Regions from separate parts of the Mus musculus genome. Here region 1 is linked to region 2. The links are chromatin contacts, found by Hi-C or POLR2A ChIA-PET in ENCODE. All regions are on one chromosome and are shown on one strand. Each heading gives the region's core, a stretch centred on a gene start or an enhancer-like site at or near the end of the contact. The rest is flanking DNA. Distances are from core to core; before and after follow the strand shown. Region 1 holds the start of Kif20b (kinesin family member 20B). Region 2 holds the start of Pank1 (pantothenate kinase 1).

Region 1 (5,135 bases), core at 2,406-4,905, 43 kb after region 2:
AGTTTGGTAGCTCTACATATGATTAAAAAATGTGGAGAAGTTCAGGAATATCAACAAGAGGCTTTGCTATGCTAGAGGGTGGGGAAGGGAAAGGAAAACTAGGGAGACGACTAAGTGGTTATGAGTTGTACTGCTCTCCTAGTAGATCTGAGTTCAATTCCCAGCATTCACATGAGGCAGCTCACAACTGTAAGTCCAGCTTCAGTGGATGACAGCCTTTGGCCTCTGTGAGTACCAGTATTCATGTGTACTCATAGACACAATATACATAATAAAATAAAAATAAAAAACAGAGAGGAAGGAGTATTTATTTCAATTAAAAGTTGGTGGGCTGGGGGAATGGCTCAGCAGTAAAGGGCACTTGCTGCTTTTGCAAGGTATGCGGGCTTGGGTCTCAGCACTCATGTCAGGTCTCACTACTGCCTGTAACTCCAGTTCCAGGTGATTAGGGGCCCTCTTTTGGCCTCCATTGGCACCATGCATGCAAGTGGTACACCCAGATACAAGCAGACAAACACTCACATGCATAAAAGGAAAAAAAAAAATCTTAACATTACAAACAGTTCCCAAGTGGCCAGTCTTCCTGTCTCCTACCTGTTATCTCAGCAGTGGGGAGGATGAGGCAGAAAGACTGTTTGTGTCCAGGCTAGTATGCATTGCAAAATGAGATCTTCTCTCAAAAAAACAAAGCAAAACGACATACCACAAAGTACAAATGTTGATGTACTAAGTGAGTGCTGAGGGAAAGGATTCAATGACTATGGAAGAAATTAAGGAGAAGAAGGATTGGGATTCCACAGTGAAAAACCCAGCATCCCATCCTGAACATATTGTGTTAGACGAATCTGTCACACTTCATTAAGTGGGTGTCTTAGTTCTATTAGTGTGAAGAGACACCATGACCAAGACAACTCTTATAAAGGACAACAGTTAATTGGGGGCTGGCTTACACTTTCAAGGGTTCAGTCCATTATCATGGAAGCATGGCAGTGTGCAGGCAGACATGGTGTTGGAGGAGCCAAGAGTTCTACATCTCCATTGAAAAGAAGCCTCATGGGCAGCTAAGAGATCTCAAATCACACTCCCATAGTGACACACTTTTCCCAATAAGGTCACACTTCCTGATAGTGCCACTCCTTGGGCCAAGCATATTCATACTACCACAGCGGGTAATCGAATATTTCCGTGTAGTTAGGTCTCTGATGTGAGATCTGAGAAGAAAGAATTATTCTCTGGTAAAGACGAATAAAGATGTTGATTATAAGAGTTGGTTAACTTGTCATGTAGAAGCTAGACAGGAGAGAGTAGAGGTCTCAGTACTCATTGTTCCTTTACTTTAGAGCTTGAGTAAAAGAGAAAGGAGACTGGCCAATGAAATGCGAACTATAAAGGGCATGCTATACTAAACTATACTGGGCATGCTTAACCCTGTAGCCCGGGAAGAATGTTTCAAGTGTAAAACATTTATAGTTAACCTGGAAATGCCACTGGGAGTTAGAACCAAATAACAGGAGATCTGTTGGATTTTGTTTTCTCCCCGCCCCTCGTGCCTGGTATCATGTGTCCTAGGCTTGGGATGTTCATATTACTTAACTAGTTAATTCCTAACAATCCTTGATGATACAGATCAAACATTTGCTCTGGTTTCCCCATCACATTCTAAGACAGTTTCTTTTAAAGCACCTGATGTAGTTGTAATTCTGTAAATGTTTTCTGACATGGCTGTTGCCCTATTAGAATTTGTCCTTAAGAGTCTTTGTGCTCACTCTTCTCACCTACTGTCTCTACCACCCTCAAAAACAGTGCACTGCAAATTTCCAACGAATGTTTGCAAAACCAACACATACAAGTGCCCCACGGAGGGCTAAGAATTGTTGGTAACTAGCAAAAGCAACATGACACTGTGAGGTGTGGTAGAAAAATCGGATCCAGGGGGTTAGACTTATCTGAAGGAGCAATGAAAATTGACAAAGCCCATTAGAATCTGACGTCCAGCTAGGGAAGTATGCTAGTACACTCCTATAGTTTCAGCATTGGAAAGAGGCCAAGGCAGCCTGGCCTACATAGAAATTTTGTTTAAAAACAAAACATAAATTCCAGCCTGGGAAGGTCTCTATTTTATTCTTTTCTTTCATATTTACATTTCTTTCTTCATTTTTCCTTCTGGCCTTGTATCTACTTATCTATTCAAATCTACTTATCTTATCTACTATCTTATCCAAACTAGTTCTTCTCAAATTTGATTATTTTGTTTGGGGGAGAAGTGTGTGTGTGTATGAAAGAAGTCAGAGGCAGGGTAGTGGTAGGAGATATAAATTCTGTATCAAGATCGAAAAACACTAAGGTTGTCAAGCTAGTGTTCCAAAAATCCTTCTAATTAAGTGCAATAGCTGAAAATATGATCACAGAAAAGCTAAGGTAACAAAACTTCTTCAACTGATTTTAAATCCCGGTTCCATTTACTTTTCTTCCCCCCCCCCCCCCGAGACAGGGTTTCTCTGTGTAGTCCTGACTGTCCTGGAACTCACTCTGTAGACCAGGCTGGCCTCGAACTCAGAAATCCGCCTGCCACTGCCTCCCAAGTGCTGGGATTAAAGGCATGTGCCACTATCCGGCTTTTTTGTTTTTTAAAAGATTTATATGAGTACACTGTTGCTGTCCTCAGACACACCAGAAGAGGGCGTTGGATCACTTTACAGATGGTTGTTAACCACCATGTGGTTTGCTGGGAATTGAACTCAGGACCTCTGGAAGAGGTCAGTGTTCTTAACCACTAAGCCATCTCTCCAACCCTCCATTTACGTTTGTGCCCATTACTTATTTAGAATGTATTAAATGGGACGGTAGCAATACCTACTTTAAAGGGTTCTTAGCACCAGTCAGACAATCCATTTTATAAAGGTAGTGCCAGCGGAAGCATAAGGTAAATGCTCAATTTACGTTAGCATTATTTTTATTCAAAGTGAAAGTCTAGCCTCAATAGTAAATTCTCGTCATATGAATGTATTAGTAAATTAGCCCTGCACTCAGAGGGTTACTTTAGGGAAGCGGAGAAGGACACATGGGCACTTACATTTTGGGGCACTGCACAGTGCCTCTCAGCGGTAGCTGATTTATGCTTTCAGAAACATCAAAAAGGGGGTATAAAAAGATGAAGGATATGCTCCTAAAATGTATTTTGAGGAAAACGTGTTTCATCCAAGAGGGCCGTCATCGACAAGAAGAATCACTTAAAGAGGGGAGTTAACTTGGTCCCAGGTCGCAAGTCCTTTCTGCCCCGGGGAATGACAGGACTCTGAGGTGTAATAGGAGGAATAGTTTGCCATTCCTCCGCTCCTGGGGGCATCGCGGGAGGCAGTGCGGAGACAGCGGCCTCAGCAAGGCTCGTCATCATGCGGGTCTAGGACGGAACCTGAGACCTGAGTACCGAACAGGTATCGTTAGGGTCAAACCTAATATGGCCCCGAGAAACTCCCAGCTAGGTAGCCCACGAGCGTTGCTACTGCCCCATCGGTCGCCCGGAGCACCGAGTCCCGCCCCCCAGACTTGAAAGCCTTTTCCGGAGGCGGGGGCGAAACTCGGCCGCGAGCGGGTCCAGCCCCCAGGGCTCGCCGGAAGCCCCGCCCACTCCCAGGGTTCAGCGCGGCGCCGAGCCGCCATTGTTTGAATTTGAAAACCGGGAGGAAGTGGAATTCTGCAGGTGGGGAGGCGTGCAGGGACCAGCGATTGCAGTAAGTGAGGAGCTGACGATTTTGGGGGCTCCGAGGGTGGCTGCTTGCACAGAGGGCACGAAGCTGCGACGCCTCGGCCGTGTCAGCGTTGTCGGGGCTCGTGATGCCCGTAGTCTAGGTGCGGGGCTGCTGAAGGTGGGGCTGAGCTTCAGGGAGTTAAGCGAGTTAAGCCTTGAGGCGGAAGACTTCGGTCTGTCTAGGCCTCGGTTTCCTGGTCCGGTAAAGGAGGTACACTTTAGATTCACAGACACTAGTTTTATTAGACACAAAAAGATTTGCCACGTCTGGTTGCCTGAATTCGGGAGGTGAGCAGTTGTTTTGTCACGTGACAAGATCTCTTTCTAGGTTGAGTCCAGTGGGGGCTTTTTTTAAAAAAAAATGTCACATTACTTTGTGGCTAGAAAAGAAGCATATTTGGGTTTTATGTGTATATAAAGGAAATTGAAGTGAGTCAGTTTTAGTCCAGTACTACTTCCGTTGGTCTGTATTTTGAGCCTGTCGTGAAGAGTAAACAAATTTAGATGATTGTCTTTCTACTTAAATAGGGAATCCCGGTGCTAGGTGCTTTAGACTGTTAAATCTGTTTCTTTGAAAAATTAGGAGAGAGGCGACCTTTTCTCTCTGGTATTGTGCATCTGGTAGATGCTTGCTTTCTTTCTTTCTTTTTATTTTTCGAGACAGGGTTTCTCTGTGTAGCCCTGGCTGTCCAGGAACTCACTCTGTAGACCAGGCTGGCCTCGAACTCTGAAATCCGCCTGCCTCTGCCTCTCAAATGCTAGGATTAAAGGCGTGAGCCACTACTGCCCGGCGTGATAGATTCTTAGAAAAAAATTTTTTTAAAGATTTATTTATTTATTATATGTGTGTACACTGTAGCTGTCTTCAAATACTCCAGAAGAGGGCATCAGATTTTTGTGACAGATGGTTGTGAGCCACCATGTGGTTGCTGGGATTTGAACTCAGGACCTTTGGAGGAGCAGTCGGTGCTCTCAACCGCTGAGCCATCTCACCAGCCCCCTTAGAAAATTTTAAATGTTAATTTTTTGGGGGGTGGAGGGTTAGGTTTATCCTATAGGGATTTGATGTGCAATTCAGATTTAATAGTTCAGTGATGGCATTATTCCATATTCACATTCAACCTTGTGATGTGTCAGTTAGTGATTTTCATTGTCGTCATCATCATTATTATTGGAGATTCTGGCTGTGGTACCTCAGGTACCCAGAGTTGCATCCTACTGGGCTAGGACCCAATTCTCTTATTTTAAATGTAAAGTTTATATGCATTATTTCACTTTTTTACTTATAATCGGAAAATAAATAGGAATTTATTTTGCAAATAACCGAGTTTTAGTCCTAAATGTTAAAATTTGGTTTGCAACAATTTTCTGGGAGATACTAAGTAAC
Region 2 (5,036 bases), core at 1,646-4,145:
GCTTCTGACACTATACACAGGCAGAAAACTACATTTCCTTGTCTTTTAAAATAATTCCTATGGCTTTGAAAGCATAGTTAAGGCTCAGATTAGTTTTCGCTTCTTCAAATCATTGTTAGAGATTGTATTTTAAGCAGTGCAGAGTAAGGTATGATGATCCTAGCACTTGGGAGGTCGAGGTCTGAGGAATACCAAGAGTTTCAGGCCAGCCTGGGGTTGTATCACAAAACACTGTCTTGAAAATACCAAAAGAGGCCAGAGAGACAGCTCAGTAGGTAAGGGCCCTTGTCACCAAGCCGGTCAATGTGAGTTTGATGACCCGAGTGTGATCACGTGTCAGGAGAGACCAGCTCTTCAAAGTTGTCCTCTGACCTCCTGGACTGCCGAGCACGCTCGCATCCACATACCCACCACCACACAGTAAGTGTTAGAAAATGGGAAAAAAAAAAAAAAACACTAAAAGAAAGGTCTTCAAACCAGTGACTGCCTATCTACCATCCCACCCCCAACTCACCACGTAGCTCAGGCTGGTCTCAGGCTAGGGAGTCTCCTTACTCAGACTCCCCAACTTTTCTCTTAGAGTCTAGTTACTGTTGTTGAAAACTATAATAAACTCTTTAAGATGGAGATCAGAGAAATAAATAAAATGTGGACTCAGGGAAATAAAACAAACGAAATAAGACACGGGTATCAGCCAATCTCAAGTTCATAAAATAATTTTCCTAGAAACTATAAAAAGTATGTAAAACAAAAACAAACAAACAAACAAAAAACGCAGATGCTTAATAACCGTCTAACAGCCATGGCCAAATCAAATCTGCTGGGCAATTCCCAAACTCCACACAACATTAACATTGCAAAATGTAAGCACTGGATTCACCCAGACGTGTTAAAGCGGTTCCCAACGTTTTAGAAACGAATGCATTGCAGAAAGGCTATGAAAACTATGAACAGAAAGATAAAAATTATAAGCAAAGACAGGCGAAGGAGTTATGCTGTTTTCCAAACATCAACCTTTTACAGAAATTGAAGCCCAATTTAATCATTTCCCAACCCAGAACAGTTAATTGATATGCAACAGGTACCCGTTTGAATCCGATCGCTCACTACCGTGGACTCTACTTACTTTGCTTTCTGCCATTTACAAGCTTCATTAAAGACACCCACAAAGAGGTAACCAGTTGAATGGAGTTAGGCTCAGATAAGGAAAAAAAACAACAACAACAAAACAAAACAAAACAAAACAACTCGTAATCTCTACCTACAAACTGACATCCCAGAATGTCAGGTGGGGAAGGTACCCTTTACAGTCTACCATTATATATACAAGTCTCAGGTTGTGAAACAACGCACTTTTTGGAGTTGTACAATTACAAACACTCAACTCGACCCACTCCAAGGGGAGGGGGGGAATCCACCTGCAATCCTCATTGGTCCACACCGTTCCGGCCCACATGGTGTCAGTGGGTGTTTCCCTCTACACCAGCCGTCTCACTGGCTGTGTGGAAACACTGTTTAATAGGCTGTGATTTGGGGGATTGTCAAACTCCACGCCTCCTTAAGCTTGCCAATGGGCCCTAGATACTGGCGGTTACTCTGCGATTCAAAGGGCAAACTGGTAGCCTGAGATGCACGCCCCAAAAGATGTGCTCGGAGAAGGGAGCAGTGAGCCCCGGGCTGTGCCAGCCCGCCCTCCTCCTAGTCCCAGACCCAAGATCAGTCGGGTTGTTTGCCCCACGGCCACCAATAACAGCGGGCAGTGCGTTCTCCCAGCCGCTACGGTGACCGAGGGAGCAGCTCCAGCTAGTGTCTGACCGACCCAGTAGGCGGATCGGACTAGACAGGCGCCACCGCGGGCCGCCACCTTGGACGCCCGACGCCTCTAGGGAGGACGCAGTCCAGAGCGGCACTCTGTCGCCCCCCTCGACCGCGGGCACCGGCGCTTCCCTGCCGGCAGGACTTACGCGGCCTGTTCTTCCTCCCGGAGTCCATCCTCCTCCGCAGCCGGCATTTCTTGGCCGGAGAATCATGCTGGGCGAACAGCGGCTGCGGCTGCAGCTCGGACGGGAGCTGGAAGCGTGGGGCCGGCGGGTCGCGGCTGCTGGCGGCCGACGGGTGGAAGCCGTTGTGCAGCAGCCCGTTCACGGCGGCCGCGGCGCCCTCGGGGGCCCCCGGGGACTGCAGGGCCGCGCGCTCGTGTTGCGCGCCGCGGTCGCCCATGCCCGGGACCGGCGGAGCGGTGCGCGGGCTCCGGCTCTGGCAGCCTCGCTGGAGGTCACGGTCGGCCGTTCCCCGATCTTCCGATCCACCCTGGGGCTTGCTCTCCCGCAGCCTCGGCGCCGCGGTCGGGAGCTGGTGGCCCCGGCGCTCCTCCCCTCCTCCCGTCGGCGTCCCCACGTCTTCGGCGAGCTGGGCCCCGCGCACCGGGCTTGCTGCTCTCGCCCGCAGCGTGTCGGCATCGCGCGCAGCTGCGGGAACCTCGGTGGACCCCGGCCGGGGAGCCCGCCTCCCCCTCATCCCAAGGCCGAGCCACTTCAAATGCGGCTTCCTCGCCTCCCAGACCTGTCCCCGCCACTGAGCATGCCCAGTCCTACCCGCCACCGCCACCGACGAGTTTCAACGTGCGGAATGAAGTTCTCGGGGTTTGCGAAGAGGAGATAGGCGGATGGGGCTTTGTGTGGCGGAGCGAGCCTAAAGGGTACTGGGTGAGGTAGGCACGAGACAGCCAGAAGCCTCGGGAGGAATGCCGGAGGAAGCCAGATATTTGCAGAGGTTTCAGGTTTGCTAATCCTATCCCCAGTGGGCTAGTACCTTCACAAGGTCACCCATGCTACATCCCCGCCCCACGAAAGTGTGTGAGCAGGCGCGCGTGCGTTAATGTGACCAAACTACTCCCAGGTCTGAAGGGAGGGAAGAGAACAATTATTTATAGAGAGGTAGGCAGCCTTGGAGAAGGAGGGGAGTGAAATTCCTTGGTTGGCACACTCACACAAACAGCATGTGTTCTCGAGTTGTCGTTTGCAGAGAGGAAACCTAGGAAGAGAGAGAAAGGACAGTGAAGGACAAAACTAGGCAGGAATAACCGGTGCTAGAAGAAACCAAGTAAACAGAACCGATCCCAAGCTATAAAAAGCGCATTCCTCACCCAGAAAAGACCGGCAGGGGACAATGCCCTGTTCTGTTATTTATGAAATAAAAAGTTGCCTTGGTTATGAGAAGGGGAACCAGCACCATGATAGCCCTCAGAGTTAGCCCCCAGTTCCCAGTTCCGATTCCCACTGACACTGAGCAAAAGACAAAGTCAGTACTTAACACACCTGTTATAGGCAGTGCCCAGCAAGCGGGACACATTTGGGTATTGGGGACTTCTTGAGGCCTTAGCTTTTGTGTCTGTCCAAAGGGGACTCTTGTGTGTCACAAAAGTACCTAATATAACCTTTGCACATAATAAATGCCCACAAGAGTCTAATGTAGACATTAAAGTCAGGCTGGGGATATAACAGTCAGACACTTCTTATCATGGGATTCTGTCCCTACGAAGGAATAGAGAGAACATAACGGCAGGCTATTGTTTCCAATGACTATGAATACAGCGGGCAGAGGCCAGGCCCCTCACTGAATTTGCACATCACCAAGCTCAAACTAAGCTCTTTGACCCTCTGAAAACATCTGTATTAAAGAGGTGAGAACCGAAGTCTCCAAAGGCCAGCTTCAACAACTTGAACTTCCCTCTACCTTAATCCTAGCAAAAGTGACCTGTGATTAGCCTACCCACCCCTTGAACTAAATCCTCCATGGGTCCAAAACTGGCATTAGCTGTGCCCGGGGTTTACATTTGGTTTGAGGATTTCTTCTGGCAGAGCCCTTCCCAAAATCAACAGGTTCAGAATCAATGAGGCCACTCTGTTTCATCCACCTGTCATTTCAAATCAGGAAACCAAGGCACAGAGACATAACTGAGACTAAGACCAAAACTAGAACTTAATCCCTGTTTCCCTGCTTCCTTGGGCTTATATGATTTGAGAAATTGCCTTAGGTAATCCAGCCTCAGCCCATCTGATTTTTGTCCAGTTCTGTACAACTTGCTCCTTCAGGCTTATAATCTCTCCCTATTCCTATAACCCTTTATACCTCCTTCTTCTGGCTACAAAATACACATAGCCTACCTAGTAACACAGCCCTGCATCCCAACTACTCGGGAGGCTAAACCTCCTGAGGAGGAAGACCTCAAATTGAAGTCCTGCCTTAACTACTTAGTTCAAGTCAGTTTTCGTTACGTAATGAAACCCTGTCTCAAAAAAAAAAAAAAAAAAATGCTGGAGAGATGCTGGAGATGTCTAGCATTTGGCTAGCATAAGGCTCTAGGTTCAGTCCCTAGTACTGTTAAAGTAAAATGCATGTGTTCCCTTATATCTTCATGATCATAGTAATGGGACATCAAAGATGAAGTGGAATAATATAAATGTGCAGTCACATTCCACTTGGTCCCTGTGTCTCCCCACTGCTCCGATAAGCAGTTAAGTGTGCCTTGCATACTCTGTTAAGGCTCACCAGCATTGTATTCTGAGGAAGCTCTGGATGCTCACTTGAAACTAAACAAGGGACTGTGATCTTAGGGCTTCTCACTTCATGTGGTAAATTTACTAAAAAAAGCTTCCATTGCCACGTCTCAATAAGCAAATTCTCACAGATCTGAGCCGAGTAGATTGGCACTGTAGTGACTTCAAGGACACCTCCTCCAGCTTGATTTCACAGGCGTGGTGAGGGAGGCCTGAGCCAAGTGGCTCAGACCCAGTCAGGGCAGAAGTCCTGGTACAGAAAGTCTCTCACCTACTTCCCTTTCAAGCACAAGCCAGGTGACATCCCACAGGTTTATTCACGGGTATGTGTGGGTGGTGAACATGAGCCATCATGTGCTCCAGGAGAGCTAGAACAGTAAGGAGAAGGGAGAGCCACAATCCTCTTCTCCCCATCTCTGCCCATTCGCTGTCACTCATTTATTAAGTGTGTACTACGCTGAAGACCCCAAAACAGAC

The links. A loop is a pair of places that touch in the nucleus more often than their neighbours do. ChIA-PET counts read pairs that join two places held with the same protein, here RNA polymerase II (POLR2A).
Region 1: a loop to region 2 is called in a map of left cerebral cortex, with 8 times the contacts of the local background. The contact joins the promoter of Kif20b here to the promoter of Pank1 in region 2. A Hi-C loop is called at or near these places in 13 of 37 maps with a recorded cell type or tissue (adrenal gland, gastrocnemius, heart and 2 more). POLR2A ChIA-PET finds 5 or more read pairs at or near these places in 2 of 5 experiments (Patski and embryonic stem cell).

What each region holds. Positions count from the first base shown.
Region 1 is chr19:34,918,703-34,923,837 of GRCm38, forward strand. Kif20b (kinesin family member 20B) reads left to right here and starts at 3,656. Exons shown (of 32, transcript NM_001362434.1): 1 at 3,656-3,731.
Region 2 is chr19:34,876,560-34,881,595 of GRCm38, forward strand. Pank1 (pantothenate kinase 1) reads right to left here and starts at 2,896. Exons shown (of 7, transcript NM_001114339.2): 1 at 1,965-2,896. The coding sequence starts at 2,517.